2 separate regions of the Homo sapiens genome follow, and region 2 is linked to region 1. A link is an interaction called in ENCODE POLR2A ChIA-PET data of the cell type or tissue named here. Cell type or tissue: GM12878. All regions are shown on one strand. Each heading gives the region's core, and the rest is flanking DNA. Links, peaks and the distances in the headings are about the cores only.

Evidence for each region. ChIA-PET counts read pairs that join two places held together with the same protein. Peaks named below come from ENCODE experiments on the same cell type or tissue, not always from the same donor. Only the 100,000 strongest peaks of a DNase experiment are listed, where the experiment ranks them.
Region 2: POLR2A ChIA-PET joins it to region 1 with 6 read pairs; 4 of 35 experiments call an interaction of 5 or more read pairs at or near these places.

What each region holds. Positions count from the first base shown.
Region 1 is chr7:17,943,311-17,959,339 of GRCh38, forward strand. No RefSeq gene overlaps it. Among named protein-coding and RNA genes, the nearest start is that of SNX13, 11 kb to the left of the region's middle. In GM12878, for the core only: no CTCF peak of the experiment used is centred there; a DNase peak (open chromatin) is centred at 9,271.
Region 2 is chr7:17,876,978-17,893,006 of GRCh38, forward strand. It overlaps SNX13 (sorting nexin 13), which reads right to left. Exons shown (of 26, transcript NM_015132.5): 4 at 14,569-14,658; 5 at 13,386-13,507. Among named protein-coding and RNA genes, the nearest start is that of SNX13, 56 kb to the right of the region's middle. In GM12878, for the core only: no CTCF peak of the experiment used is centred there; no DNase peak of the experiment used is centred there.

The DNA of each region.
Region 1 (16,029 bases), core at 4,971-12,970:
GAAGCAACAAAGCGAATAAGGTATACTATTTAAGAGACTTACGGAAATTAAGGAGTTATATAGTTGGAAAAGAGAATGCTTATAGAAACAGCTAGCTTAAAAAAAAAAAGCACCTAATTTGATACAGATTCCATGTCTTAAAAACATCCTATTCATATCAGTTGTTACAGAGGAAACCTGGGACAGGGTGATCTGAGATGCCTGGTTCTTTGGCTATCAGAAATTAAAACAAAGCAAGCTATCGTAAGGGATGCATCTGTGACTGTTACTGCAAAAGGTTTGATTCCTCAGCAGCAGTGTCCAGTCTGTCTGATTAACACAGGAAAGCATGACAAAAAGAGGTAAGAGGCAAAAGTCAAGTGTGTTTTTTGAGACGGAGTCTCGCTCTGTCACCGAGGCTGGAGTGCAGTGGCGCTCTCTGCTCACTGCAAGCTCCGCCTCCCGAGTTCACGCCATTCTCCTGCCTCAGCCTCCCGAGTAGCTGGGACTACAGGCGCCTGCCACCATGCCCGGCTAATTTTTTTTATTTTTATTTTTTTATTTTTAGTAGAGACAGGGTTTCGCCATGTTAGCCAGGATGGTCTCCGTCTCCTAACCTTGTGATCCGCCCGCCTCCACCTCCCAAAGTGCTGGGATTACAGGCGTGAGCCACCGCGCCCGGCCGTAAGATGCTTTTAAACAAGCCACTGCCAGTGATTTCTAAACCTACAAGCAAAAATTCGGAATATCCAAGTTGCCTGTTTTTTAGTTTTGAAACAAAAACAATTTCTTCTACATATTCAGGTTGTCACAAATTGGCTCTAATTGCTTTTTGAGAAGCAGGAAAAGTATGCCTTTAACCTCCTAGGCAAATTGCATCTAGCAAACAGTTGTGTCATTTAATCTTTTGATGTCTTAAAGCATTCTATTAACTCCAGTTTCTTCATAATGCAATATTGTCAGTGTCATCTACCATCTCTACTGAACATTAAATACTATATACTCATTAACAAGGATTGGTGTCAAAACCTGCAAATTGGTATTGAAATCATGCATTGACAACAGAGGAGACATCCTAAGAACAGATAAGAGTTGGATATCCCGATTCTTTTTTACAGCTTTAATAGGGCAGTAGTAAGCAGAAATCTCAGAGCATTTAAGAGTACTCTGAAGTCTAGCCCAGCATGTACTTTTTTCTTGCATGATTCTTTTTGAGGCAATGTTGAGCCAACTCAAGACAGAAAGACAGAAGCAGAAATAATATGAGGCTTTACTAACAAATGCAGCCATAACAAAATAATAATGTACACAAATGCTTTCAATATTAGCTCCACAATGCAAAGATCTAAATAGAAAGAACCACATTATAAATTTGTAAAAGTCTATAAAATAATTAAGAGGTATTACTACATCAATGACACCTCAGTCAATCATTTTGAAAACAAAAATTTAGAGCACTTTTCAAACATTTAATTCTTAATTATGGATACTGTTTTTCAGTATCTATTATGGGCCAGGCACTGGTGGTAGACATTTTGCATGTATTATATTTAACATTTGAAAAAGACCATTACAGTAGATCACTACCCTTAGAGGCCACTAGAGGTTTAGTAATTTGCACCACATTACCTATCAAGGATTCATACTATCAACATGATTTATCACTGGTGATGTTGACCTTTATCACCTGAATGAGATAGTGTTTGTCAAGTTTCTCCACTGTAAAGTTACCATTTTCCCCCGTTCTATGCTATCCTCCTTGGATGGAAATCACTATGTGCAGCCCACACTTAAAGAGTGGGGATTTCTGCTTCTCCTTTTGCTGGTGGAATATGTAGATAAATTATGTGGCATTTTTTTTTTGCATGGGAGATTTGTCTTTTCTCCCTTTTTATTTAATCATTTATGTATATGAGTATGGACATATAAATATTTGTTTTATACTTTGAGTTATAATCTAATACTACTTTGTTGTTCAAATTGTCCCAGCTTTGGCCACTGGAGCTCTCTTAGTTGTCCTATTTCCTTTTAATATACTCCCATCAATGTGGTATGGTTTTTTGTTTGGTTAGTTTTGTTTTTAAGCACATGGTTACTTTCTAGTACTATAAGATGCTCTGGGGTCATCATGCCCCAGGCCTAGAATTAGCCATATCTTTCAGAAATCTTGGTTTCTTTTATTGGAGAATGGTGTCAGAAACCAAAATCTGGGCTCAAGAAGTGCTGTTTGCTGCTTCAGTGTCAATTCTTTTAAGACCTCGTAGCTGACACAGCAAGGAATTAAATACTTGTATATTAACCCATGTATATATGCCTATGTATAAATATTTCTGCATGTAATCATCTGTATTTATATTAAGCTAAATGTGAATTCATACTGGTATCTCCAACTCTAATCCATTATCAGATGGATCATTCTAGTCTCTTCCCCTAGCTTATCTGTATGTAATTTCCACTTCAACAGTGAGAAACTGACACCTAACATCTACCATCCATTTACTTAATTGTTCAGTTTGAAAATACATATATGGCAATTTCAGAATTGTTAACCCATACTCCCATTGGAAACAAATTTATCAACTAGAGTACATTGCCTACATGCAGTCCCTTCAGTCTTATAGACAAATCATTCCTAAAGTCACTTAGTTCAGCACCTTTTCTCCCAACCCTTTCATTGAGGTTGTTTCATATGTTTGCAATACATTTAAATTCTCTTGTCAAAGTCAGCATTCTTTCCTGAGATCTGCCTACCTCCTAAATGATTTGATTTTTAATTTGCATACATTTTCACTCTTTGTGCTGCAAAGTTCTGCAAGTTCTGACAAATGCATTATGTCAGGTCTCCACTTTATAGTATCATACAGAATAGTTTCATAGCCCTAAAACATAAAGGAAAAGAGAAGTACATAACAAAATTGCCTTTACATATTTATCTGTAGACCCAAACAACTGATCATTGTATTGAATAAACTTCACTTGAATCATAGAGATATTTATATTGATATATAATATGTAATCGATTTCTCTATAATACCTAATTACCTAATACTTGTTAAAGTCTTACCATATGCTAGTAGCTGTTCTAAGTGCTTCACAATAATCCTATAAGATAGAAACTGTTATTTCCATTTTACAAATGAGTAAACTGAGGCTCAGAGAGTTAAAATTTTTTGCTGAAGTTTACATAGCTAGTAGAAGAGCCAATATTTAAAGAAAAAATTATATATATACATTTATACATAACTGTGTATATGTATAAACTTATCTATATGTACGTATATATGTCATGTGAAGTTGTATGATACAGAATTGTGTGTGTACTGTGTCAAGTATATTAATTAAGCTAACTTTAAGAACTAAAAATTTTCAACCATCTTTGTCCTTCATTTTTTAATGTGAATCATAAATGTTGTGGTGGGTCCTTGAACTCCTGTTTTTGCCTTTAGCCAAAGAAGGAAATGAGAAAAGGAATCAGTACTCATAGATGAAGCTTAATACGTGCCTATATTTAAGGCTTACCTCAGCTGGTTTCATTTTTACAGAAGAAGGGTGAAATCAAAGGCTGTCATTATATTGCTTCCTGTTTTACTATTTTAACAACTGAGGTAAAATAATGAGATTATTCTAAGAATTGCTGTTGTTTTTAAATGATAATATGATAATTTGCACAGTTAATTTGGCATGTCTTCACCCTTGCATATATGGTGATCTTTTTGTTTTGAATGAAAATTTTAAATTGAAAACTATTTATAATAAATGTATATACAATTAAATGGAAGAGATGTTACACACATGCCCCATAATATTGGCTGTGGAATAAAAAGAATACAAGCGTGGAAAGATTTGCACTGTGGCCTTGCCTTTGCTGTTTAATGAGATTAAACCTTGGAAATGAAAGATCACCATTTGTTGAGCTTCAGTTTCCTTTTCTGTAAAGTAATGAAATTAAAACATATAATTAGAGTAACACTAATATACTGTCTACATTAATACGGTGGGTTATTATTGTAATCATTGGACAATGCCTTGTGGCTCAAGATCAAATGCTTCATAAGGTTTCTTTTCGTGTTAAAACTGTTATACTTAATGAAAGTAAGTTGCAGTTCATTTTCTTATCACTTTCCTTCAACAAACATATGCATCATCACCTTTTTACAAAAACCTTGCTACCAAGCAGTGGCACAAACTGCTGTGAACTATTTTGTGTATGATAATGAACTCCTTGAATTACCACCTTTCTATTTAAAATGAGACACCTCCTACCTTATAATGGCCATATGTGCAAATATCCATGAACAGAAAAATCAGCAAAAATGTCAAGAAAAGTCCTGGTGTATAAAGACAAATCAAATTATCAAATAAAAGACATGTAAAATCAGGCTATTTGTTCTTGAAATCTATGGGATGTTCACCTAATCTCGATGGATAAGATTTGTATTCTGTCTTGTTCACTAAATCAGCAAAATGCTGAGGGCTTCACATTTTATTTTTAAAAATAGATGTCCTTTTCGAGTTTTCCTGTTGCTGGGGAAGTGTTCTTGCTGTTGCTAACAGAGAGCTAAATGTTCTGCTTTGAATGGGATGTGTTTGTTTTTATTGGTAGGAGTGGCAGAAGGATGAATGAAGGAATTCATGTTTTTTAACTGTGTTTCTTTAAGTGACATGTCTGCCTTCTGGGTAGAGGTACCCCATTGGCTATTTACCAGATAATCTGTCTATACAATCATAGAATATGCTCATTTGTTTACATATTATTTTATTCATTAAATCTTAAATGGGCTAACTATTCAAATTTAGAGAGCATAAGGTTATGGAATTCATATCAGGAACATCAATTATCGCTCAACATCTAGTGGTTAGAAGGTACACAGAAGATACTTAAACCCTTTACATGTTTGCCTAATGTAATTTAGCCTCAAAAAAGGGAAGAAAAATAGATGAGATCTGGCTTTTTCTTTAAATCTTCTGATCATATAATTAAAATACAAGCCATTGTTTCTTAATCTTTATATATTACTCTTTGCTCTATTTACCACAGGAAACTGATGAGAGAAATATCACAGACAAAATATTACAAATTATTACTTTGGTATATACTGTGCTTAAAACTGCATGGAAAAACAGTAGTTATTCTGGCTATCCCAAGCTTAAAATAGGAATTACAGAATTACTTTTTAATGTAATTTTATTGCCCTAAAGTTAAGTTCTATATTATTATGATTTTAATTCTGTTGTAGTACTCTGTAAAAGATTGTTGATTTCTTAAACAAGAGCTTTTACTTTGTTTGAAGTTATGTCTGTTCTTCTGAGTAATTCATTGAACTTTATGGATATGCCAGAAAATTTGGTAATGCTGAAATTCTACACTGTGAAAATATAATTGAGTTTCTAAATTTCATGTTTGTCTTTAGGGGAAGGTTGTTAATCTGTGAGTCATTGGTTTATGGGGAGGAGGCAATATTTCATAATATCTCTCTAAATCAATCTGTAGCATGACGATGCTATGTGTTCACCTAATTATTTCATTTTCCTCATTGATGTTGAAAGAGCTTACATGCTCTACCTATTTGGGCAGGGTGGTCTAACTAGCTTACATCAAAGGAGTGTAGCAATCCTCCCATCTCTCCATCTTCCAAGGTGACCTTGGATGCTACAGATTGAGATAATAGAAACTCAAACTGGAAGGAACCGCACAGGAGAACCCATCTACTAGATCAGGAAAAAAATACCTTTGGACTTTGCATGAGTGACAAATTCTTTTATTATTATGGGTGGCTGTTACAGCAGCTGGCAATATATGCCCTGAATTAAATGCCCTCTAACTCTACTTACTGAGAATAGAAAGTTTCTAACCTAAGGAATGTTTGCCCTCTTTTTCCCCCCACCCTTCAGAATGAGGGGACTGTTTTAATTAAGTGATATTACTTAAGTAGATCTCCAATTGATTTACAATTCTCTAAGGACTATGGCCTTAATAAATCATGTCCTAGGTGTTATAGATTAGAACACACACACACACGCAGATTAAGATTTCTGGGTGAAAAGGGTGACCTCAAAACCCTGCTGTGGCCGGGTGTGGTGGCTCCCAAAGTGGTAATCCCAGCACTTTGGGAGGCCGAGGTGGGTGGATCACTTGAGGTCAGGAGTTCAAGACCAGCCTGACCAACATGGTGAAACCCTATCTCTACTAAAAAAAAAATACAAAATTAGCTGGGCGTGGTGGCACACACCTGTAATCCCAGCTACTCGTGAGGCTGAGGCAGGAGAATTGCTTGAACCCAAGAGGCGGAGGTTACAGTGAGCTGAGGTCGCACCATTTCATTCCAACCTGGACAACAAGAGCAAAACTCCATCTAAAAACAAAAAAAACAAAAAAAACCCTACTGCAACCAGGTTACACAGAAAAGAAAACCAAGGAAGCAATGAATAGCAATAAGGATGAATAAGACAGTTATGGACCGGAAACAGTGAACAGTTACTCTGAAAATCCTGAGAACCTCTCCAGAGAGTTCCGATAGCTAATATAATCCAAGGATGTGGTCAAATTGGAAACTAAGGGAGTACACGTAGGTGTTTTGCTTAGGAATCTGCATCAAAGAATAACTCAAGTCACCTGGATTGGGGTGGATTTTGCCCTGGGGATGTTTGACAGGTGCTTCTCACCTCTGACAGTCACCCACACTGACAGTTCACTTGGGTGAACAAGGGAACTAATGCTTATTGAATGCCTCCTCTGTGCCAGGCACATTATGTGCGTTACCTTTAAACTTCATGGGGTAAGTATTGCTGGCCCCATTTACACAAGGAAATAAAATTCAGATGGATAATTTGCCCAGGAGTTATTTGCCAATAACAGGCAAATCAATTTGAGTCTAGACTTTTTTTACTTGGAACTTACTCTTTTTTCTGTAAGCTCTCACAAGTTGAATCTCAGTTCTAGGAGTTAGTACACCTTTTGAATTCCTATAAAAACCTATCTCCTTTTCCAGAGCATGTTTTGCTTTTTTTTTTTTTTTTTTTTTTTTTTTTTGAGACGGAGCTCATTCTGTCGCCCACGCTGGAGTGCAGTGGCCTGATCTCGGCTCACTGCAAGCTCCGCCTCCGGGGTTCACGCCATTCTCCTGCCTCAGCCTCCCGAGTAGCTGGGACAACAGGCGCCTGCCACCACACCCGGCTAATTTTTTTTTTTTTTTTTTTTTTTTTTTTTTTTGTATTTTTAGTAGAGACGGGGTTTCACCGTGTTAGCCAGGATGGTCTCGATCTCCTGACCTTGTATCTGCCCACCTCGGCCTACCAAAGTGCTGGGATTACAGGCGTGAGCCACTGCGCCCGGCCCCATTTTTTGCTTTTTACAGTCTATTTCTCATAAAGAACTCTTTAAATAAACTATCATTTATCTAGTGATGATGAGTTTTTCCAGTTTACCTACTTTCTCCCCTCTCATGTAAGAGACAAGAGTGAGTCCAGTAGTTTTATCTGATTTCTCTTGTTAATTTGTGAAAATCTAACCGTAGTTCTATTCTGATCTTAACAAACTTTACCTCTCCTCTTTGTAAATTGCTAATCTGACACATTTATTTTTCTCATTGATTGACATGACATTATACATTTGGAAAATCCAAAATGGCAAATAATCTAAAACTTGTCAAATTATAAAGTAAAGCAATTCAAATTTTAGTGTTTGACACTGGATATTCACCTAAATATAGTTACTGAGTATGTTGTTTTAGATAAATCACAGGGATGCCGTGGCTGAATCTTGATTTTACATGTCAGCTCTCTAAGTTATTAATAATAACTTCAAATTATTGTTTCTTAATTTAAATCTTCTTCATAAGAATCATGCAAAACATCTTTCATGATTTGCTGTTACTTGTTTGAACTGGCTCACAAAACAATTGTTAAATTTTTGGAATTTTGCTAAATGATTTCTAATAACAGCCATTATTAAAAAATAAAGTATATAAACTTACAATTAAATAGATGATATATAGGGGCACATGTCATCAGGACCTCTTGAGGCTGTGTCACAGAAAAAAATATAAATAAATAAATAAAATAGGTGATATATAAAACGAAGGTAGTGAATATTCAAAAATCTTTACTTATTATTTTACCCTTTTTTACTGTTATGTATGTGTTTGAGGTTATGTATGTCTTGTATGGTGAAAATAATATAGATTGGGGTATTAGTGCACATCTCTGTGTTCAGTGATGTCCTGTCAGTAGCTTAAAACCAGCTGTAGTGGGAGAATTTACACAACAGAAATAGCCAAGTGAAAAATTAAGGCTTGAATTATTGCTTTCCTGATTTTGTAGAGTTAAGATCAAGAGAAAACGTTAATAATGAATAATAGGCCAGACATCGTGGCTCACACCTGTAATCCCAGCACTTTGGGAGGCTGAGGCAGGAGGATTGCTTGAGGCCAGGAGTATGAGACCAGCCTGGGCAACATAGTGAGATCCTGTTTTTACAAAAATAAAATAAAAAATAGCCTGGCATGGTGGCACATGCCTGAAATCCCACCTACTGGAGAGGCTGAGGCAGGAGGATCACCTGAGCCCAGGAGTTCAAGGTTGCAGTGAGCCATGGTCATGCCACTGCACCCCAGCCCAGGCGACAAAGTGAAACCCTGTCTCAAAACAAGAAAACACACACATAAAGGTGTCATGACTAGCTGTACATGATGTATAGCACAAAGAACTATCCTTCAAGTATTAGGCACAGCCTTTTTCTATTGTAGTTTGTTTTATCGCGATTTGCTGATACTGCGGTTTTTACAAGTTGAATGTTTGTGGCAACCCTGCATCAAGCAAGTCTGTCAGCACCATTTTTCCAACAACATGTGCTCACTGGTAATTCTCACAATATTTCAAACTTTTTCATTATTATTATATCTGTTATGACGGTCTGTGATCAGTGATTTTTGATGTCAATATTGTAATTTTGGAGGGGTAATGTGTACCACATCCATATAAGACTGCAAATTTAATCAATAATGTGTTCTGACCGTTCCACTGACTGGTCTTTCTCAGTCTCTCTTCCTCTCTTCGGAACACTTTATCCCCTGATACACAAGAATATTGAAATTAGACCAACTAATAACACTATAATGGCCCCTAAATATTCAAGTGAAAGGAAGAGTCACACATCTCTCACTTTCAATCAAAAGCTAGAAATGATTAAGCTTAGTGAGGAATGCATGTCAAAAGCTGAGATAGGCTGAAAGCTAGGCCACTTGCACCAACAGTTGGCCCAGCTGTGGATACAAAGAAAAGGTCTTGAAGGAAATTGAAAGTGCTACTGCAGTGAACACCTAAAAGATATGAAAGTGGAACTGCCGTGTTACTAATATGGAGAAAGTTTGAGTGGTCTGGATAGATCGACCCAGCCAGAACATTCTCTTAAGCCAAAGCCTAATGCATAGTAAGGCCCTAACTCTCTTCAGTTCTATCAAGGCTGAGAGAAGTAAAGAAACTGCAGAAGAAAGGCTTGAAGCTAGCAGAGGTTGGTTCAGGAGGTTTAAAGAAAGAAGCTATCTCTATAACATGAAAGTACAAGGTGAAGCAACAAGGGCTGATGTAGAAGCTGCAGCAAGTTATCCAGAAGATCTAGCCAAGATCAAAGATGAAAGTGGCTATATTAAACAATATATTTTCAAAGTAGATAAAACGGCTTTCTATTGGAAGAAGATGTCATCTAGGATATTTACAGCTAGAGAAGAGAAGACAATGCCTGGCTTCAGAGCTTCAAAGGACAGGCTGACTCTCTTATTAGAGGCTAATGCAACTGGTGAGTTTACGTTGAAGCCAATGCTCATTTGTCATTCTGAAAATCCCAAAGCCCTTAAGAATTATGCTAAATCAACTCTGCCTGTGCTCTAGAAATGGAACAACAAATCCTGGGTAACAGCACATCTGTTTACAAAATGGCTTACTGAATATTTTAAGCCCACAGTGGAGACCTACTGCTCAGAAAAAGGGATTCATTTGAAAATATTACTGCTTACTAACAATGGACCTGATCACCCAAGAGTTCTGATGGAGATGTACGGGAAAGTAATGTTGTTTTCATGCCTGTTAACCCAACATCTGTTCTGCAGCCCATGAATCAAGGAGTAGTTTCAACTTTCAAGTCTTAGTATTTAAGAAATGCACTTCATAAGGCTGTAGCTGCCATAGATTAGTGATTTCTCTGATGGATCTGAGCAAAGTAAATTGAAAATTTTTGGAAGGGTTTCACTCTGCTAGGTGTCATTAAGAATATTTGTGATTCATAGGAGGAGGCCAAAATATCAATATTTATGTAGGAGTTTGGAAGAACTTGATTCCAACCCTCATAAATGACTTACAGAGGTTCAAGACTCCAGTGGAGGAAGTTATTTTAAATGTGGAAGACATAGCAAGAGAACTAGAATTAGAAATAGAGTCTGGAGATGTGACTGAATTGCTGTAATCTCATCAACAAACTTGAGTAGATGAGGAATGGCTTCTTATGGATGAGCGAAGAAATGGTTTCTTGAGATGGAATGTACTCCTAGTGAAGATGCTGTGAACATTGTTGAGATCACAACAAAGGATTTAGAATATTACATAATATTATTATTAATATAATAATATATTATTAGTTGATAAAGCACCAGCCGAGTTGGAGAGGATTCCAATTTTGAAAGATGTTCTACTGTGGGCCAAATAGTATCAAACAACATTGCATGCTGCACAGAAATCTTTCATGAAAAGAAGAGTCAATCAGTGCAGCAAACTTCATTGTTATCTTATTTTCAGAAATTGCTACAGCTACCCCAACCTTCAGCAACCTGCTAGCCTGATCAGTCAGCAGCCATCAACCTTGAGGCAAGGCCCTCCACCAGCAAAAAGATTACCACTGGCTGAAAGCTCAGATAATTGTTAGCAATTTTTAGCAGCAAAATACTTTTAAATTAAATTATGTATATTTTGTTAGATATAATGTATATTTTGTTAGATAAAATGTATATTTTGTTAGATATAATGCTATTGCACACGTAATAGATTACAGTTTTACATAAACATAACTTCTATATGTACTAGGAAGCCAAAAAATTTGTGTGACTTGCTTTATTGAGATATTTGCTCCATTGCTGTGGTCTGGAATTGAACCCACAATATCTCTAAGGTATGTCTGTATTCAAAAACTTGATTATCCAATTTAGTAAAGAATTTGCTCACATGAAGTTGTTCATTGACAAATGAGTGAAGTTCTGACATTTTACTTGCTAATGAAAAAGAAAATATCAGCCAACACTCATGTTTATGGAACACTTTTTATTAATTGCAACCATAATTTAGGGAGGATACAGGAATTCAGCAAAAGTCAGCAAAAGCATTAGAAGAGATTTAATTGGCTATATGAAAATCATAAACCTCATGAGTATATCATTTTTAATAATTGTGTGCCATTTATTCTTTATGTTAGTAAAGTATATTTCAAAAATATATACGTGTATGTATTTTCTTTCCTAGAGAGCAAATTTATCAGCGCAGCACTGACACTGTTTTACCCCCTTCACATTGCCTTAGTTTATCCATTAATTGCCAGCTCGTTTCCTTCTTTGACATTCTCACATTTGTTTGGCTGAAACTTGAAATAGTTGTCAGACAGAAGTTGAGAAAGGTAATTTCTCACCATTATCTCTGTGGTCTTAGATACTTGATACTGGAAGTTGTGGATATTGGTGATAGTGTTTAAGGTATTACATTCTCTTTCTTCTAGTTACAAAATTTGCCTCTCTTGCCTTCCTGCCACAGAGGAAACTATGAGACTCAGACTTGATTAATTTGAGCAACAGTGATTAGTGGATTATCAAGTGTCCTAATCAGAGAGAGAATTTGTCTCTGGGTTTGATACATAGATGCTCAGGGGAACTTCTTCCTAGGGTGGCTAAGCCAGATCTTCTGGCAAGTTAAGTTCTCCACCATGTGAGGAAGGTATCTCTACAGCAGGAGAAAATGAGATTACTGTGCCAAGAGAGATAATTCCCACAGTAGTGAACAGCAGATAGAGTACATCCTGGTAATGCTGACTCTCCAGACCCAGTTCCTGTGGGCATTATTTCCTACAGCCATTGAGTTATTGTACGGTTTTCCCAGCTATATGGGCAATATATTGATATTTGCCTTAAGATAATATGAGTTGGCTTTCTCTTATTTGCAACATTGGTGTCCTGACTCATACAAATCCCAGTATATTTAGTGAGCAGGCTTCACTGAGTTTGCAAACTTTCTGAAATTCTATGCAAGATTTGTGTGTTTCTGTTTAGGTGCATTTTTACCCCCTGGGAATAGGGTTCATGGCTTTCCTCAGATTTGAAAAAAGAACCATACACCCACAAAAGCTGACTAAAGTTAATGTGAATCAAAATAAGCTAAATACATAGCTTTCTATGTCAGAATTTGTTCAGCATGTATCGCACAAATCAAGTGGTGGTTACATTCACCTGAGCATGAATTTGAGTCTTTCTTTGATGTTTTTGACCTAGATTTCAAAGCTTCCTAAGAGTTGTAAGTCCCAAAGGCACTTAATTTCCATTTGATTTCTTCCTTGTTACTTTCTTCACATAGTAACCTTTTTGTATATGTGTGATATTGTTAGCATATTTCTCAGGAGAGACTAAAATGGGAGGCACTTGTTATTCACTTGATTTATGAAATTCCAAGAAGGATGAACAGTGAATAAGAAGTAACTGTATTTTATCAAAACTTCAAAAAATGACTTTTATCTGTCTTTAGAAATAACTTTCAAGGAAATGACATCAGGCAGTAAACTCAAATTTGGTGACTATTTCTCAGATGTTTTAAGATTACTTTTACAAAGACTTCTAGGTTAAGAGGACAATGAAATTAAGTTATAGAGTGGGAAGAACCTTTAGTGGGGGCAAATTAAAACTAGACTTATTGTGAATGAGAAAACAGTAAAATATAAGAAACCTATCTTTTTCTCTTGAGATGTTAGCTATCAAGTGGAAAATAATTGCATTTGGTAAAAGGCAAAATAAAGTGTTCCCAATACTATACATTTAATACCTTTACTTCAGAAACAGCTAAAGCAATTTCAGAGGATGATTTTTGTCTAAAAAGGTAATTTATTGCTTGGATAAGCATGACACAGAAGGCTGTACAGGTTATGCTTGCCTAACTGAAGCAATATTTTGTCAGCCTCTGTAAGAGTTTTGATTGATTGTATCTATGGCCCTAAAAAGAAATTATTTAAATCTTCTTTAAAATGTAATGCACACAATAAAGTAATATAGTGAGTTATTTGAAAATAAATCTTAATTAAAAATTAAAATGCAGTATATTTTACTTTATAAAAAATAAAAACACTTTCTCACTAGAGCCAATAGACAACATTATAAATATCCCATCAAAGTTGAAGTAAATAAACAATGTTTAAGGCTTACGGAAGAATACAAATAGACTAAAATATCAGATTAATAGATAAGTCTAGTAATGAGAGTTTAAGAGCTAAAGCTATGAAATTAACTGGACTTTTTTTTTCTTTTCTTTTCTTTTTTATTTTTTTGAGAAGGAGTTTCGCTCTTGTTGCTCAGGCTGGAGTGCAATGGCATGATCTCAGCTCACCGCAACCTCCGCCTCCTGGATTCAAGCAATCCTCCTGCCTCAGCCTTCCAAGTAGCTGGGACCACAGGCATGCGCCACCACACAAAGCTAATTTTGTATTTTTAGTAGAGACGGGGTTTCACCATGTTGGTCAGGCTGGTCTCGAACTCCTTACCTCAGGTGATCCACCCGCCTTGGCCTCTCCAAGTGTTGGGATTACAGGCGTGAGCCACTGTGCCTGGCCAACTGGACCATTTTAAGAAGAATTTTACTACATTTAAATTTGTGCACTTAGTTGAAATTTAGCGTTACTTCTCTAAATCATACAAACCATTAAGTTACTAGTTGAGAATGATTAATTAATACACAGAAAGAAATTCTATCCTTAGTTCTAAGGCTGCAGTAGTTTATACCTATTTAATGGGTAGTTTAGCTAGTCTAACCCTTAAGGCTAGCTCACATTCTTGGAATCTATATATTCACAAATACCTCTCATGCTATTGGCAATAATATTAAGTCAAACATATGCAAAGATAAGTTGATATATAAGCATGACACAGAAAGCTATTAAGTCCTTGTTCACTGAACTGAAACAATATTTTGCCATCCTTTACATGAGTGTGTGCATGTGTGTGTATGTGTGTGTGGGTGTGTCTAAAAGAAAGGTTTGGGTACAAGATTAATGAATTGGCCCCTAAATGTTTCTGATGACAGAACTCAGATTTTCATGATAATTCATTACAACAGAACTGCAAATTAACATGGCTTTAGGTGTTGTGTTCAGCACCAAGAAGAAAAAGTTAGATGCAAAGAAATCTGGTTTGAGACAAGAAATATGTGACTTATAATTCTTTATTATCTACTTATTGAAATTCTTTATTACTTCCATAAGATACCTTACCCTGATGTCGAAAGTAGTAACTGATCTCAAACTAAACCGTGCTGTAAAACAGTTTGGCACCTATTTAAGTTGTTATTTTATTTGACATGCAGATGGAGTTTTAAAACACAAAATAAATAACCAACAGATCCATGTGGCAACTCCTCACACAAAAGACTTTATGCATACTAAGGTGTATATAAAACACCACACTCTCACCTGTGGATAATACTAATACTGAGTTAGAAGATTTTCACCCTTATACTGCCAGAAAGGAAATTGCAAACAGATGATATACACAGTTCATTGATATGCTTAATACACTTACTCCATGAAGTGTAGAAAAACTGCCAAAAAAGAAATTATGAACAGCATTCCAAACGCTTAGGAAGTTAATGTTATATTTTAGAAAAGTAATGACCGAAAACCATTTTCTACTTCATACATGATACTTACATATCTGCACAAGCTTTCCCCTCACATATAAAAAGCTGAAAATAAATGGAAAACACCAATAAAGCTGGCCACTAATATTGCCACTTCCAGAAGAAGGACAATAATGTGACATCTTTCATAGCTGACAGGATTTCTGCCAGAGGCTTGGTAGATTGTCCTCTACTGAGTTACTTCTTCTACCTATTTCTCAATTACAAGCTTATGTTCCTGCAAAATACTAACCTAGCCAAATAAACAACCATTGTTTCTGAAAACAGCATCTGCCCTGTGTCCTTTATTCTATTCTATCTTAATAAATCAGGGTCAGTACATGACAAAAACAATCTGAAATCTTCTCTACTAGTCTCTTCGGAAATACAGCATCCAAATTTAATCCTAAGCATCCACTTTTGTGCTTTCTCCCCTCATACCTTATAATGACCCCTCTACCTTTTCTGATTCACAGGTAACTCTTAAACTAAAGGTACAACAGACCCAACAGGCAGAAAAAGAGCCTGCAAGGCAAGAGAATGAGACCCAAATGCTGCACCAGTTCAAGCTGAAGTACAAAGGAGGCCAAAAGTTTACCCTGCTGTGTTCGATTTTTAAAATTCTATAGCCCATTTTAGGTTAAAGATCCTATCTCCTCTTTTTTCAAAATGTCTAACCCCATCCCAAACATGAGAACCATTTTTTCTACCCTCTTCCAAATGTGAAACCTGCTGAGCAATTAAAAAGAACAGAAGTCAATAGGCACTGAGGAAAAACATGGGTCTCAGAGTTGGTTTGTGGTAGGGACAAAACATTTAAAGTATTAGTATAAGCCCTTTAACAAAAGTAAGAGAATTCTTTTACTTTCAGAATTTTTATTTGCATAACTTCATTTAATAGACAACTGATTGAACTTTGATTATAAAATAATTATGAAAACCCCAAAATGAATGTGACTGCTTGCCATAATTGATGCAGCTACAGTTTGAAAATAACACATGAGGCAAGGAGAGGACGCAGCAGAAAATTTAGAATAATAATATTTTAGGCAGTAACTGTTGATGAATGCCAATTTTGAATTATTTTAAAAACCAGAGATTAATAAATAGTTTTATAGGACACAGTTTTATAAAACTTAAAAGTAA
Region 2 (16,029 bases), core at 4,557-12,556, 67 kb before region 1:
ATGGTAATTACCCACACATACAATAAAAAGGCTAGTGAAGATGCTGACTTAATTACTGTTACTTTTTGAAAAAAAAAAAAAAAAAAAAAAAGCCTTAAAGAGTCAGTATGATGTTGAAAAATAAATGGCTGTTTTCAAGTAAAAAAATAAGTTATTAACACTAAGGTTTGTTGTATACATGAAACTAAAGAGAAAGCCGTAAGTATATGAACACGAAAACAAATTAACATAAAAAGGTGGATCCCTAAGCTCAGTAATCCGAGGATGAATTAATTAACATTATTTAGAATATAAGAGCCATGCATATAAGCATATAACTAAACTTGGTAACAATATTCAGTCTCAACATAAACCTAAAATAAAAACTTAAACCTAGCAGTCTCTAGAAACTCTTTTTTCTTATTTAAAAAAATAAATCACAATCTGTGTAAGCATCTTTCAAAAATCTTTACATGAATATTTATTCAAAATCATCCATACTGAAAATTTTATAAAAACAAAATTTACTTAGTATAGGCCATAGCTCATTTAATCCATAAAAGGTTCATTTTGACAAATTTAGAAGAAAGCAGAATATATAATATTTCAAGTTACATCTGTCCTGTTTCATGCTACAATGCTGTTTATTTAATTTACTGAAACTTTCAAACAAAATAAATTTTACCAATTTAGAAGACATTTTAAATCCATCTTGATTCATTATAGAGGATGTAATGACATTTTAAACGAATAAAATTATCAAGCAATGCAAATACATACAAAATTATTTTAAATTTGATGTACAGATTTCTATTTTCAATACAGAAATATGTTGAGGGTAGGAAAAATAGGAAAAACAGTACCGATATCTTATCTCTTTCTGAGGTTATTTTCCTTCTGCTTGACTTATTTCCACTGACTTCATGCAAACTTAATATAAATCTCAAAAGAACTTTCTAGATTAGGAAGAACAATAGCACACTTCTTCCCATTTATAAATTAGGATATATACTAACAATTTCTAATAATGTTTGTCTTAACAAAATTGGAAAATACTTTGATGACAGTGAAGTACTTTCTAAAATCATGACATGATAAATATGTAATAAATGCAATGTGAAAATGAGTAAGAAATATTTCATTTATGTAATAGCCATACTTCTACTGCATTTACTACATAGCTTTCTATTAGAGCTCTTAGTATCAATTATTCTTACATTATGCCAACAGTCAAAACTCTTTTTCATTTTGCTTAAAATATTCCCCCATAGAATTCTTAGTAAAACAACCGGGCTATTACATAATGCATCTTATTACCGACACTTGAGCTTTATTATTACTAATAAGCTGTAATTTCTTGAATTTAAAAATAAAAGAACACAATCCCTATATGGCCAAAAAAAGTGATACAATTAACCCTAGCTTGAAAACATTTATAGTAGGCCCCTGAAGCTTATATATCTTGACAGAATGGTTGCAAGAAAAAATTAAGAAGGTTAACTAGGAATGCAAACAACTAATGAAATTTTAACTGAAAGCACAAAAGCAAAACAAAACTATAAAGTGTGTCTCTCTGAACATAAATTTTGCATGCCTTCATCTCTGTCTCTAATGCCACCATCGTATCCCTCGCCACCATTCTACTTACAGGTCTCCCACATCCACTCGTTTCCCTTGCATTCCAATTTCCATAAAGCAGTCAAATTTTTAAAATAGGATATATACAGCTTTAAAACTGCAATAACACCCCATTATTATTAGGACTAAGCACAAACACCTTCTCTAAGATCTTCCATACGGAAAGCCCTTGTGTATTTCCTCATCACCATCTATTTCACCCTCTCCCTTCCTCTTTGTTATGCAGATTCACAGGCTTTCTTTCCATTTGTCAAGTGCAAATATGCCCCTTTTACTCTCAGTGCCTCTGGACAGACTATTCCCTCTACCAAATTTGCTTGGCATTGCCTACTCTCCATAAATTTTCCTTCTCTCCCCCCATTCACTTGACAATTCCCACTTACACATTAAAGTTCATCTAAAATGTCAATTCCACATGCCAACCTTCACTGACCCCCACCCTCTCCACTATTCCTTCAGACTAGGCCCTGTCTCCAGTTATGCATTCTGATAATACCAAACTTTCCACTTTTTATAGCTCTTACAACCTACAGTTGAATTATTTGCTGTTAGAACATTAATCTCAGTAAGGCACAGATTGACTGTGTCTGTTTTTTTGTTTGTTCATTTTGTTTGTTCTTTTTCAATAGAGTCTCGCTATGTTGTCCAGGCTGGAATGCCATGACTCTTCACATGCATATTCACAGTGCAGCCTCAAACTGCTGGGCTCAAGTGATCCTCCTACCTCAGCCTTCTGAGTAGCTGGGAGTACAGGCACATAGCACTGCACTCAGCCAACTGTGTTTGTTTTATTCATAGCTGTATCCCCCAAGGAAAAGTAATGATTCAAACATTATTAGAGGCACTCAATGCATATTGATTTATTGATTCCTTTTTCAGGGTCGGAGCACTGTTTACAATGGGTGTTTGGACAATGGCAACAGGAGGCACAAACAACAATTGCTTCCTTACTCCTTAAAGTGTTAAAGTAGAATATGTACTGAGAAGCTCTTTTTGTCCCATGGCTACTTAATGCCAATCCCTTAAAAAGGCAAGTAAAGGCCCAAATATGTGGTTGAGTTTAGGATTGTAAATTGCCTCACTTGTTCCATCTATTCTAAGCAGTGTACAGCTCATCATCAGTAGCACAAAACACTACCAAAATCAAGTATTTCTGGAAAACGCACTGGACTGACACAGATGCCTTTGATTCTAACAAAAGACTCCCCCAAATGATGGGTCTTTTACTCAAATCAAAGGCATCAGTGCCAGTCTATGAAATTCAGCAAGTCACATCATTTCCCAAAGTTTGTTTTCTCTAACAACACTCATTACATCTTTGAGTCTATGATTATATTAGCTACATAAAACCACACATATACATACACAGGGATGGAGTGTATAAAAAACTGGTAATTGGGCAGTAGGTAAATTTAAACATTCGATCAAAAGAGGGAGCCATGAATATATTTCACTTTAAGTTCAATTATATAAATCTTCCTGTGTAGGAATAAGACTTTTTCTTTGGTTAAGGCTCTGCTGAGTGGTATTAACATGACCTGGGTCTTGAAAAAACTATGAACTGTTCCTACACTGCAAAACCTATGGTTTCCAGTTTCTTTAAAATGGCATGGCAATAAAGACATTTGTGAACAAATCTGCATGCAGAGTCCTTGAAGACTTTCAAATTTCATAGCTGCCTTTCGCTCACTTAATTCAATTACACTCTTCAACCAGCTGCGAGTAATTCCAAAGCAAGTGACTTGGTTTTCATAGAAACTACCTTGTCATATTCATATTTCTTCAATCTAAGTTGACTGTTAATTAAACGACCTGATTATCATAAAAAGTGTAACTGGGATATTTAGGCTCAAAAACAAATACAACTTTTATTTCAACGTGTTTGATTATCTGTCTCCTCTAAATCACCAATATTCAGGTCACACTACAGACTAATTGTATCAGATTTTCTGGAGGTGGGGTCCAGGTATCACACAACTGACTTTTGATAAGCATACAACTCCAAGGGTGGAAACAGAAGTGGATAGATGTAATAGAGCCTAGTCTTAATGCTAAGGTTATCAGTCAGTACAGCATACAAAGGGAATGGAGAGCACTGGCTAACCAAACATCAGTTAAGAGAACTTTCACTGCAATAGCACAGAATAGGAACCATTTCAAAATCAGCTTAAAATTTTGTTGACGAGAACCACACACACAAAGACTATAGATTAAGGAATATGTCATAATTTAAAGAGGCTTCATTAAAGAGGCTACACTTAAATCTTGATGAAAGAGCAGTATTTATATGGGAGAAGAAAGGACACAGGAATGAGCAGAAGAGGGGGATGAGCATGATAAATATATATGCAAGGGTCATCTTGTAGACTTGCCTGACTAGAGGAGAGGGTGATCGCTTGGCAGTAAAGGCGATCTTCACATTCATGGCAGAATATTTTCCTGGAAAAGGTGCCTTATGTCAAAATGATAAAAGTAAAAGCTGCTTTTTCCACAGAAAACAATCCTATAATAAATGTTATGCTCCTGATGCCACATTAGTTTTTCAGAGAAATGACTACGAAGACCTTTTTTAAAAACAGTAAGAATGGTAGAGTATACTATATACTGCATAATGTGTAGGTATACATAGACACTATATGTACAACACACACACACACACACACACACAGAGGTCCATAGAATCTTAGTATTTTAGAACTGAAAGGAATCTCAAGGGAAAAGGTATATACATATACACATACACAAACACACACACACACACGCACGTTAAGAGTTGGCCTTTTTAAAGGTATGTTAATAAGATCAATATAATAACCAATCACATAAAATTATAATAATATGTATTAATCTTCAACAAAAGGTCTTTATCTTCTATGTAAAAAAAATAGAAATTTTTGAAAAATCATTAAAATAGAATTCCTAGTTTTCTTGGGTAGATTTTTGACAAGTAACTTTGAGTAGATTTTGAGAAAAGTTTTACTCCATTAGAAGGCCTTTTGATCAACTGACTCAGACTTTTTTTTGTTGAGAGAAAGCAACTGAGTGGCTTATCTGTGAAAGAAAAAAATTCCTTCTCCTGAGTCTCTGAATCAGATACTAAGTCCCCCTCTTAATTCACTATTAGAAAGGATATACTACTCTTCACTCTAAATACATAATCCTTTACTTGTTTCCATCCTTCAGAGTCCTTGAAGAACTACTTTGTTAACGGTGTCAAAAACTCAGGCTGAAATTGAATTTGGGTAAAATTGTAAAGGCACAGAATTGTAAGCTTCATTTTGAATCCACTAAATCAATCCCCCCTACGTCAATTCAGTCATAAATACTACATGTTACCATAACCATCTCTCCAGAGTCTCCTTTTATCATCCACTTTAAGGATTTAGTTGTCAGTATTGATTAAAATAATGAAACTAATTTGACCTTCTTCACAAACATTCCTGAACTTAAAGTTAATGTATGAGTACCCCCTACCATAGTCCTCAAAAATATACGGGGAATTCTTTCATAGGAGCTAAATTAGCAACCACACAAGGAAATACAACTCATTACTTCAGGTTTACAAATCTGCCTCTGCCCCCTCTTCACTTAGCTGTATCCTCTCCAACTGTGAGCTGGAGTAGGCAAACAATTGTGTACATCTCTTCCTATTTCCATGTTCAGTGACTTCATGCTGATAGCTTAAAACTGAACGTGGTGGGAGAACTTACACTTCAGAAAACTTAAAAAAAATCAAACTCATAACACTACAGATTTATTGTTTTCAGCATTCTATAAAGAACAGCAATAGTCTGGTTGTACAAAAACTTTTTATTTCATTGATACAAGGGTTTTAATCATCGAGAAGAGATTAGTAAATGTATTTTATGTTTAGAATCAAGCATTCTTTCTGATCATTTAGAAATATATTAAAAGGTTTAAATAAATTTTGTTATCCTACTATAAGACCCCTACTAATAAAACAATAGATATGAAGAGTACTTTAATCCCAAAGTAAATTAACTCTAATTAGCAATCCTATATACTTAAAAAAAAATAACTCCCCAAATGGTATTCAAAATGTGGAGTGTGATGGAGTATGTTAGTGTGTGTTTTGGGAGGAAACATGATTGAAAAGAAATCAAGATTAGTAACAACCTGACCAGAGAATCTTACTATTTTAGAACTGAAAGGGTTCTCAAATCACTACCACAATTCCCTGTAATTTCAGAGCCAGAATTTAAATTACATATTCTAGGAGACACAGTGAGACCAAGGTTTTGTTAAACAAAACAGGGTTCCAGGAAGCGGAGGTTGCAGTGAGCCGAGATTGCGCCATTGTACTCCAGCCTGGGCGACAGGGCGAGACTCTGTCTCAAAAACAAAAACAAAAACAAAAACAAACAGGGTTCTTAACTTTCAGTTCAGTGTTCTTTCTACTCTACCATAACAAGAAAACAAAACATCCTGATTCATAGAAGTAATAAGCAAATTGGTGGAAACGAACTTAGGCATGCAGTTTTATATGACTGTATTAAAGGAAATGGTATTTAGTGAGCTATAACACTGCTTAAGAAGTGCAGTCCTATATCCTATATTTCAATGCTTCAAAGAGATTCCAATATCCAGATGTTCTGAAGGACTTAGATCTCAGAAAATAGTAAAAAATTTACACAGAAGTACACACATAAAGTATAGTCATCATTTCAGGAGTACAAAAAACAAGACGTGAACACCTTAGTTAAGATAAAATACAGGAAAAAACATAACATGGGGCTAAGTGCACATCTTCTTAAGTATGTTAAAGTATAGAAAATTAAACTCATGATGTTAACTACTTTAGTAAACAGGAGTATTAATAAAACTACTAAAACTAAGATATAAGTCCTTCAGAACATCTGGACATTTCTTCTATAGTGAAATGTCTATTCAAATTATTTCCCCATTTTTTAATTAGGTTACTTGTCATTTTATTATTGAGTGTGCTGTTGCTTTTTTTAATACATACTTTTAATTCTGGGATACATGTGCTGAATGTGCACGTTTGTTACACAGGTATACACGTGCCATGGTGGCTTGCTGCACCCATCAACCTGTCACCTACATTAGGTACTTATCCTAATGCTATCCCTCCCCTTGCCCCTCACCCCCCAAGAGGCCCCGGTGTGTGATGTTCCCCTCCCTGTGTCCATGTGTTCTCATCGTTCTCATCTCATCACGCCACTCATGGGTGAGAACATACGGTGTTTGGTTTTCTGTTCTTGTGTTAGTTTGCTGAGAATGATGGTTTCCAGCTTCATCCATGTCCCTGCAAAGGACATGTACTCTGCTTGTTTTTATAAATATAGTTTTATTGGACAGTTATGCTCATTTATTTGCATTTTGTCCGTAGCTGCTTTTGTGCTACAATGGCAGAATTTACTAGCTGTGACAGAAATGATGTGGCCTACAAATCCTAAAATCGTTGCTGTTTGGCTCTTTAGAAAAAAGTTTGCTGATTCCTGCAACAGACAGTTTTATAGCCATTAAAATATATAAGAAGAATTATAAATATATAGAAAATAGAATCACAACTATACAAAGTAGCATATGCTGTATGATTTTTAGCTATATAAAAATTGTGACTATGTATGCACAGCTAAGACATTAAAAGGAAATACACTAAAACATTAACAGTGATCTTTGGATTGTGGGTCTATGGCTGAAAATAGCTAATTCAGAAAATCTAAAGAAGAAAATTACATTTTACAAAATAGGTGTATATTACTTTACAGCCAGAAACAGAAACATTTGGTTGTCAGTAATAAAGATACCTAAGATGACTTTTTAAAAAGTTAATTTATTTGCCATTTTTCTTTTCTATTCTTTGTGTTCTTATGAACGAAAACATAAGAATTGTTTTTTCAACTATAGATAACAATTTTGTATAGGCAGCCACTATCTGGAAACAAATTCTTACTACCATGGTTTGTACACGATGGAACAGTAAATACCCAATAAATTATTGTTAATAGAGTTCCCACTTGTGACTTCCATGTTTTTTCCACACATTTTAATATGCTCCCATTGGGTCTATGAACATTTCATTTTTCATAGACACTGGGAAAAAAGTATGATTGAAAACAAACCATCTATCTGTAGAACAAATCACATATCTATAGAAAATATACAAATGACCAATAAGCACATGAAAAGATGCTCGATATCACTAGCTATCAGGGAAATGCAGATTCAAACGATAATGTAATACTACTTCACACTCACTAAGATGGTAACAAAAAGACAGACAATAATAACTTAAGTGTTGGTCAAAGAGGAGCCTTCATACACTGCTGGTGGAAACGTAACAAAATACAGCCACTATGAAAAAGTTTGCAGTTCCTCAAAAGACTGATCATACAATCCAGAAATTATATTCCTAGGTATATATCCAAGAGAAATGGAAACATTTGTCCCTCAAAAACTTGTACATGAATACTCATAGTAGCATTATTCATATGATTCAAAGACTAGAAACAACCTAAATGCCCATTTACTGATGAAAAACAAATGTGGTATGTGTTCAACGGAATATTATTCAGCAATAAAAAAGAATAAGCACTAATTTATGCCACAACATGAATGAACCTTGAAAACATAATGTTAAGTAAAAGAAACAGGAAAAAAGACCACATATATTATTTCATTCATATAAAATGCTCAGAATAGGCAAATCCATAGAGACAAAAAAAAAAAAAAAAGATTAGTGGTTACCTAGAGCTAGAAGCTTGGGGAAACGCAGAAGTGACTGACAATGGATATAAGGTTTCTTTGTGAAGTCATTAAAATGTTCTTAAATTTATTGTGATGAAAGCTGTACAATGCTTAACTAAAGCTACTGACTTTAAGTGGGTGAACTGTATAGTTTGTGAATTGTATCAGTTAATAATGAACTATTACCCCAGGTCTATTCTACAGATTATAAAAACGTTAGGCTGGGTGTGGTGGCTCACACCTGTAATCCCAGCACTTTGGGAGGCTGAGGCCAGTGGATTGCCTGAGCTCAGGAGCTCCAGACCAGCCTAGGCAATGTGGTGAAACCCCGTCTCTACTAGAATACAAAAAATTAGCCGGGAGTGGCAGCGTGCACCTGTAATCCCAGCTACTCAGGAATCTGAGACAGGAGAATCGCTTGAACCTGTGAGGCGGAAACTGCAGTGAGCCGAGATCGTGCCACTGCACTCCAGCCTAGGTGACAGAACAAGAGTCTGCCTCAAAACAAAAACAAAAAACATTAACTATTTCCCCTTCTTTTAAATATTTAGATAAAATTTCTAATTTTAAATTAGTTTCTAATTGTTTTTGCTGTACTGTAATAAATATAATAACTGTCTTTCCAAGTAATGTCAGTTTTTACCCAAATTTCATATAGCAAAGAATATAAAATGGTAAAACAAAAAAAAGGATAAAACTTTGTTGCAAATGTCCACTATTTGAGTTTTGTTTGCCTTTTAACAAGTGTAGGGATATACCATTTATTTTCATTATTTCTATGGCAAAAGGTAGTAAGAAAATTGGTAAAACTTCAAGAACACATTCCCTATCATTCCCTGTGATACTATATCATTAGTATCACAGCCAGCGAATCCTGAAACCTATGTATCTATCCCTCCTCCCTCTACAGGAAGATCCTTCAGTTAGGAACACAGTGGCATTAGCATATACCTACTTTCGCTGGGGGGCACAGTGACTCACGCCTGTAATCCCAGCACTTTGGGAGGCTGAGGGGGGCGGATCACAAGGTCAGGAGTTCGAGGCCAGCCTGACCAACATGGTGAAACCCCGTCTCTACTAAAAATACAAAAATTAGTCGGGTGTAGTGGCGTGCGCTTATAATATCAGCTACTAAGGAGGCTGGGGCAGAAGAATTGCTTGAACCTGGGATGCAGAGGTTGCAGTGAGCCGAGATCGTGCCACTGCTCTCCACCGATCATGCCACTGCACTCCAGCCTGGGTGACAGAGTGAGACTCCGTCTCAAAAAAAAAAAGAATATATTATGTACTTTCTGCTAATCTTGGGTTAAGGGGAACAATGATGGAGGGATTTACCACCCACACTTCACTTTCAAGATCAACAACAAGGTTGCTTGTTATAGTTTCTACTACACTATCCTTATCTTCTTTTTTAGAAATTTGCTCATACTATTCTTATTTCCTAACATGTCCTTCCTCTCTATCTATCCAAATAACCCATTCTTGAAAACCAGTTTTGGTCTCAACTCCGTTCAGGTCTTCATCAGCTACTGTGGTTCACTCTATCGCTACATGACAAACCGCTCTCAATACCACAGAAATGATTGTTTTATTTCTCTATGTTTCATGTGCCTTAATTTTGCCCTCTCCACCTCCCTTGCTCTACAAAAAAAAAAAAAAAAGAGCTAAGACAGGGTCAAAGAATCTGTGTACACAACCTAGGAACATAATAGCAACAATAATAACAGAGAAGTTAACTTTACTGAACACTTACTATGTGCCAGCTTATAGAGGCACAGAGTCAAGTGATTTGCTAAAAATGTCATTTACTGGTTGGCAAATACTTTACTAAATGTTTCACCCACATCATCTCATTTTCCCCTTACAACTCTAAGTTTGCTACAAGAATTACTATTACTATTTTACAGAGACATTAAAAATTTTCTTTTCGATACACTAAAACTTAACAGTAGAGATAGAATTATAGATTTTCTGACACAGGCCAAGGCTGTCTGCATCACACTATAATATCTTATTTAGAGGGTGAATAAAAATACATGGGTTATCCAGGATTCATTCCCTAAGGCTCCCGTCTAATCCACACCCAAATTCCACAGAGAAGGAGAACTCAAGGGTGCTGGAGGAAAGTTTCCTTCCCCAAGCTGGTACTGGAATAACAAGTACTAATACTAAATAAGATGTTATGACTACAAAGCACTCTCCCACACATGATGTCATTTAATCCTAACAACCACCTCATAAGGAGATATAAGTTATCATCTCCAGACAAAAAATGTATGTGTTTTGTCCACTCAAGGCCAAGAGCTTAAGAAGTAATAGAGCTAAGCTCAAATCAACAGCTTCGGACTCAAAACATACATTATTTTCTTCCCATCTTTCAAAATTAAGCACTTCATTTTACAGTGACATTCTCTAATTGTTTCTCAAAGTTGATGAATAAATACAAACACTAGAAATCATGGGTTCTAAACATTTTCTGAGTTCATGACCCTTTAAAGAAATCAAACCTATGAAACCACTGGATAGGAAAAAAAAAAAAACCACAGTTTTTTTCCAGGTTTGTGGGCCCCTGTTAAGAGCCCTATAAAGGACTGTAAGTTAAAGAATAGAGGTGATAGTTTTTGCTGCTATCATATGTTTCACAGTATACAGCAGACAGCACAGAATAAGGCTTTCTGAAGTATATGAATGATTGTAAACAGACTAATCTTCCTGATATTGGCACCGGAAGTCATGGAGCCTCTAGTAAGTCATATATTTGTGTAGTAATAGAAAAAGGGAATGTAGGAAAGTCATTAACAGAGAAGGAACAAACCAACAATTAATGAGTTTTACTGCACGCTAAGAACTTTATTTGATACCATTTTTTAGCCTCAAAGCAGCCTCTAAAGTAGTTATTATCTGTATTGTTTTAATTTTCCAGAAATTTAAGGTAAATGGTCAAGCAAAGATATAAATTTAGATCAGTGTAGGATGGAAAAAACCTTGCTTTTTCACTAAGCTTGATAGCACTGAATGTTTTCAAAAGAAAAAAAAACTTAATACCTACAGTGAAAAGAAAGGTGACTAGGGGATCAAAAACAGGGAAAGTATTGCAATAACAGGAAAGAAGAGCAGGAAACTAAGATAAATAACCTAGATTATAAAATATTTAATTGGGTAGGAGAAAAAATACCAAACTTAAGAACAATTTGATTCTAACTCACTAGATAACATTAGACTAACCACTTTACCTTTCTGGACCTTAGCTTCCTCATCAGTAAAATTATGGGTGTTGGATGGCATAAAAACTTAAATTTCTAAATTCCTTCACAATTTTCAAAACACTGTCACAGGTATTTCATTTCACTCCACTGAGCAGGGACTTTGTTTTATTCACTGCTGTATCCCCAGCATCTGGTTGGTACAAAGTATGCCCAAAATATTAGTTGAATAAGATGAATTTTGATCCTGACAATTATCCTGAGAGGAACACAGAACAGGGCAGTTATTATTACACTTATTTTACATATGAGAAAAACCAAGGTTCAGAGTTTAAAGACACTTGCTCACAGTCCCATAGCTAGAGGTGGAGCTAGAATGCAAACTCAAGTTTTCAGATTACTAGTTCAAATCTCTTCCCAGGTCTAAAATGTGTTACACATTTTTATATATTTTTCAATAGTCAGGCACAAGAATAATGAATTCTTCCTATTCTCACCCTTTCAAAGAAAAAAAAAGTCATCAGGATAGTGTTGCTATAGAAAGCAATAAAAAATATTTAGAAGAGTTATCTGAAAGAATACCTAACACTCAATAATGGTGCATATGAAATAAAAGAGATTAAATTCAAATTCTGACTTTCTTTGATTATACCAATTATATGTTCTGTGTTCCACAGTGAGTCTGCATCTGTAATTCTGGCTGGCTACTTTGTAAATTCTTGCTCCTAATCACGAGGGATGAGGAGTACAAATCTATCTCTGTAACAATTATTGTTCAAATCATAAAACTTGTGCCAGGCTCCCCAATGAGGTTGGGAAACACATCCAATGCCCTTCCTCTAGCCAACTCCAAATCTAAAGCTTTATAATCAATGGAGATAGAGGAAAGGGCCTGAGAGGGCAGCATGGCTGGAAATACCTAGCAGGGCAATCTTTGCGTGTGATGGTAGCAACATATTTTAATGGAATAAAAAAAAAAAATCTACAAACTCATCCAAACATAAAATCTTTCTTTCAAAAATAAATAATTTCTAGAACACAAGTATTCCCTTTCACATAACGTTGCCCATTAAAAGGCTTTCAAAAAGTTAGACATCAAGGATGGAGGGGAAAAAAAGCCTTCAAAAATAAAAATGAAAGTAAACATAATTTAAACAGGTGTGAAATAGCCTCCCATCAAAAAAAATCAAGCAGTTTAAGTACAAGAATAGAAGTCAAAACACTTTCATCATATGGGAAGCAGTATATAGCTGGTTTGTAAAGTAAGAATTTTAGTATATCTGACAAAAAAAGTTTGTTAAAACAAACTCACCAAAATATACTTCTTTTCTGAAAAATATAAACTTGAATATTTTCCACTGACTTATGTTCCTTTGGTCCCTTCTCGTCCAAGAGGACTTCCAATAGATATGTGTCATAATTAGGAGAAGGGTTACAGCAAAACTATGTGGAGAAGAGCAGTTACACTGAAACTAATCTATTTTCATAGCACTCACATAAAACAGAGGGTCTAGGGAAGGGGGAGGGGGGAAGTAGCAATAAGTGGGGTAACAGATTTGAAAAGTCACCTGATTTGGACCCTAAAGAAAAAACTACCAAACAGACTTAGAAAGCAGGGCTTAATCAAAATAACATTCTGTAAAAACCTAAAATCTGGGGTAATTTAAAGGTTTTAAGAGCTCTAGTTGTAAAATCTTGGAGTTATCCCACAGTAATAATCTGCTGTTCTACTTACCTTTTAATAAACAATTCCTCCCCTTAAAAGTTGTTTTCCTTACTGGTACAAACCATACATCTAAATTTTTCTGCATAAATACAATGTCGTGTCCTTACCTAGTAGCAAACTGAATGAGTGCGTTTTGAAGAGTCTGCCTAATTTCAAGAAGAAAAGATTCATCATCGCTTAGTGTATAATACCAATACTGGACATAATCCCTCAAGGAAAACTGGATAACCTATAACAAAAATATTGGAAAAAAAATTACAACATTTTAGGATTTAAAAAGTTACAGTGGTAAACTAAAAAAGTATGCTGTATCTACCAATTTATATTTACTCTCTACGTATTAATTTATGGTGGTAAATACCTGCCCTCATTACAAAAACATCAACATACTAAAAACCATTTCAAACATTTTTAAATTATTCTGGTATCCCAACTTACCTACTGCCTAGATTTAAAAAAAAAAATAAAATAAAACACTATCTATGGCCAAGTCCCACATAAATCCAGGTAAAGACAGGGTTTGCAGAAAAAAAAGAAACTTTCCATGCTATAATCTAATAAATAATATCAATCAGTTTAATGGAATGAGATGTAAAATAATAGAGACTATAATTCCACAAAAAAAGTTTTTTTAAAGATTATATCATCAGATCCATTGCAGTCTAATTATAAAAATGATACAGGAGTTCACTTATTTCTACTAATACCTTTGATACTGCCAACAGTATTCAGACAATAAATAGTACATAATACAACTCAATGTATAATTTTTACAAATCAGATAAACTAAATATTAGTAATAATAATAAATGTTAAAATTCTAAAGTACACATTTTTATAATCATATAATCAAACATCAATGAAAAATATTTCAGGGGGCATAGTTTTTTTACCTATCTCTAATTTTTTAATGTTTTTGCATCGGATATTTCTTTTCCATTTTTTAAAAGGTAACAAGTAGGAAAAAAAGTCTGATTTACCACACCACTAAGCTTGTTCATCAACGAAAGAGTAACACTTTAACTGTAAAATTTTAAGAAACACTATCAAATGTCAATAACAACTTTTTTTCTAAATCCAAATTCAATCGAAAGGCTTTTACATAAAGTAAACCACCTCATTAGAAGTGAGTTAATAAATAAGGAAGCATCTTCAAGTATAAAATTCAAGGATAACATTAAGAAATTCCAGGATATTATTTAAAGAGCAAAAAGTATTTCCTGGTATCTTCAAAAGAAATATACCTAGAACACAATATATAGAATTCAAATACCACACGCTGAAACTCACTTGCTGGAGAGGTTCATCAATTATATTGGCACCCGTCAATCTTCTATCAATCTTAATAGTCCTGGCTTCCCGTTTCATTTCTTCTAAGCACTTAAAGGAAATCAAAATATCTTACTGAGTAGTTTTCTGATGTAAAATCTCTCCAGTTTAATTCCAGTTGAATACTCAATGTAACATCCCTTCATTATCCTCAAGTAAATAAATAACCTTATTTGAGGTGCTACTCTATAAGCCAAACACTATTTCTCAAGTTAACAAAATTAGACACTCCCAAAAAAATGATTATCCTCAAAAATTTAATCAGCAAAAATTATTTAGAATGTGGGAAAACTGCAAATGTACAGGTATGCTGCTGCCATATTTCAATGAAACTCTACAACTATAAAATTAGTGTTTCATGTGAGTCAAACTGTCTTTACTGGACACTCTCCCTCTTGCCCCTCCCCTTTCCCAGCCCAAAACAGTATACCAGCTGCAAAATAATTAATTTTTAAACGGATTTTATGTAGGGATAGTTTTGGCAACTTAAGAAAATGTACTTCTCTACTTTTTTGTGTTCAGAAAGATCAGTGGCCTGAAAATTGGGGAAAAGGTAGTGGGAGATTCTTAAAAAAACAAACCATAAATATATATAAACATAGATACAGATATAGACATAGATATCTATATTAAAAATACATGCTTCAAAGTTATAATATGAAACCACGGATATTTTTTCATAAGACATACTTAGAAATCATATTTTAGAAATAGCAAATAAAACCCATTGTTTTATACTATCTATTAAAAATGGATTATAAAGACTTAACCATTCTTGAATATAATTTATTACTGTTAAGGATCTTAATTCTTAAAATATTTCCTATTCTCTGTATATGCCACTCAAATGAAGTACACTATAAATAGCTAAGAAATGGTTCAAAAAAGGAAAGGTTAATTTCCTAAGACTTATAAGTAAAAAAAAAAAAATACATATTAATATGAGTCCTAAAGGAGAGAAAGGTTTCAGATTATAAAAAAGTTTAAGTATTAAAAAATTTGTTTATCAATATAAAAGTCAGTGGAATAGAGTGAAATTCTTTTATTAATGTAAAATAATATTGGACATTATTTACTTCTACATCTCCTGCACCTTAGCATGTAACAGATAAATTAATAACTGTAAAGAAAGTTGTTATTAGCATCAACTCCAGGCCATCTGCCTCTCTTCATACAAAATGAAACCAACCCAACTGCACAAGAATTGAAGGCACTACAATCTGAAACTTACACAATTCCAATTTTATTTATAGAGTATGATACTGAAAAAATAATAGCACCATTCAAGATGATAAAAATTAGGCCTGAATTATTAAAATTATAGATACTGCATAATCTAATTACAAGCTGTATTTTTCAAAGTAATGAAAAGTATCCATTTTTTCCTCTGATTCCTCTGCAATTTATTTCATTCAAACCAGA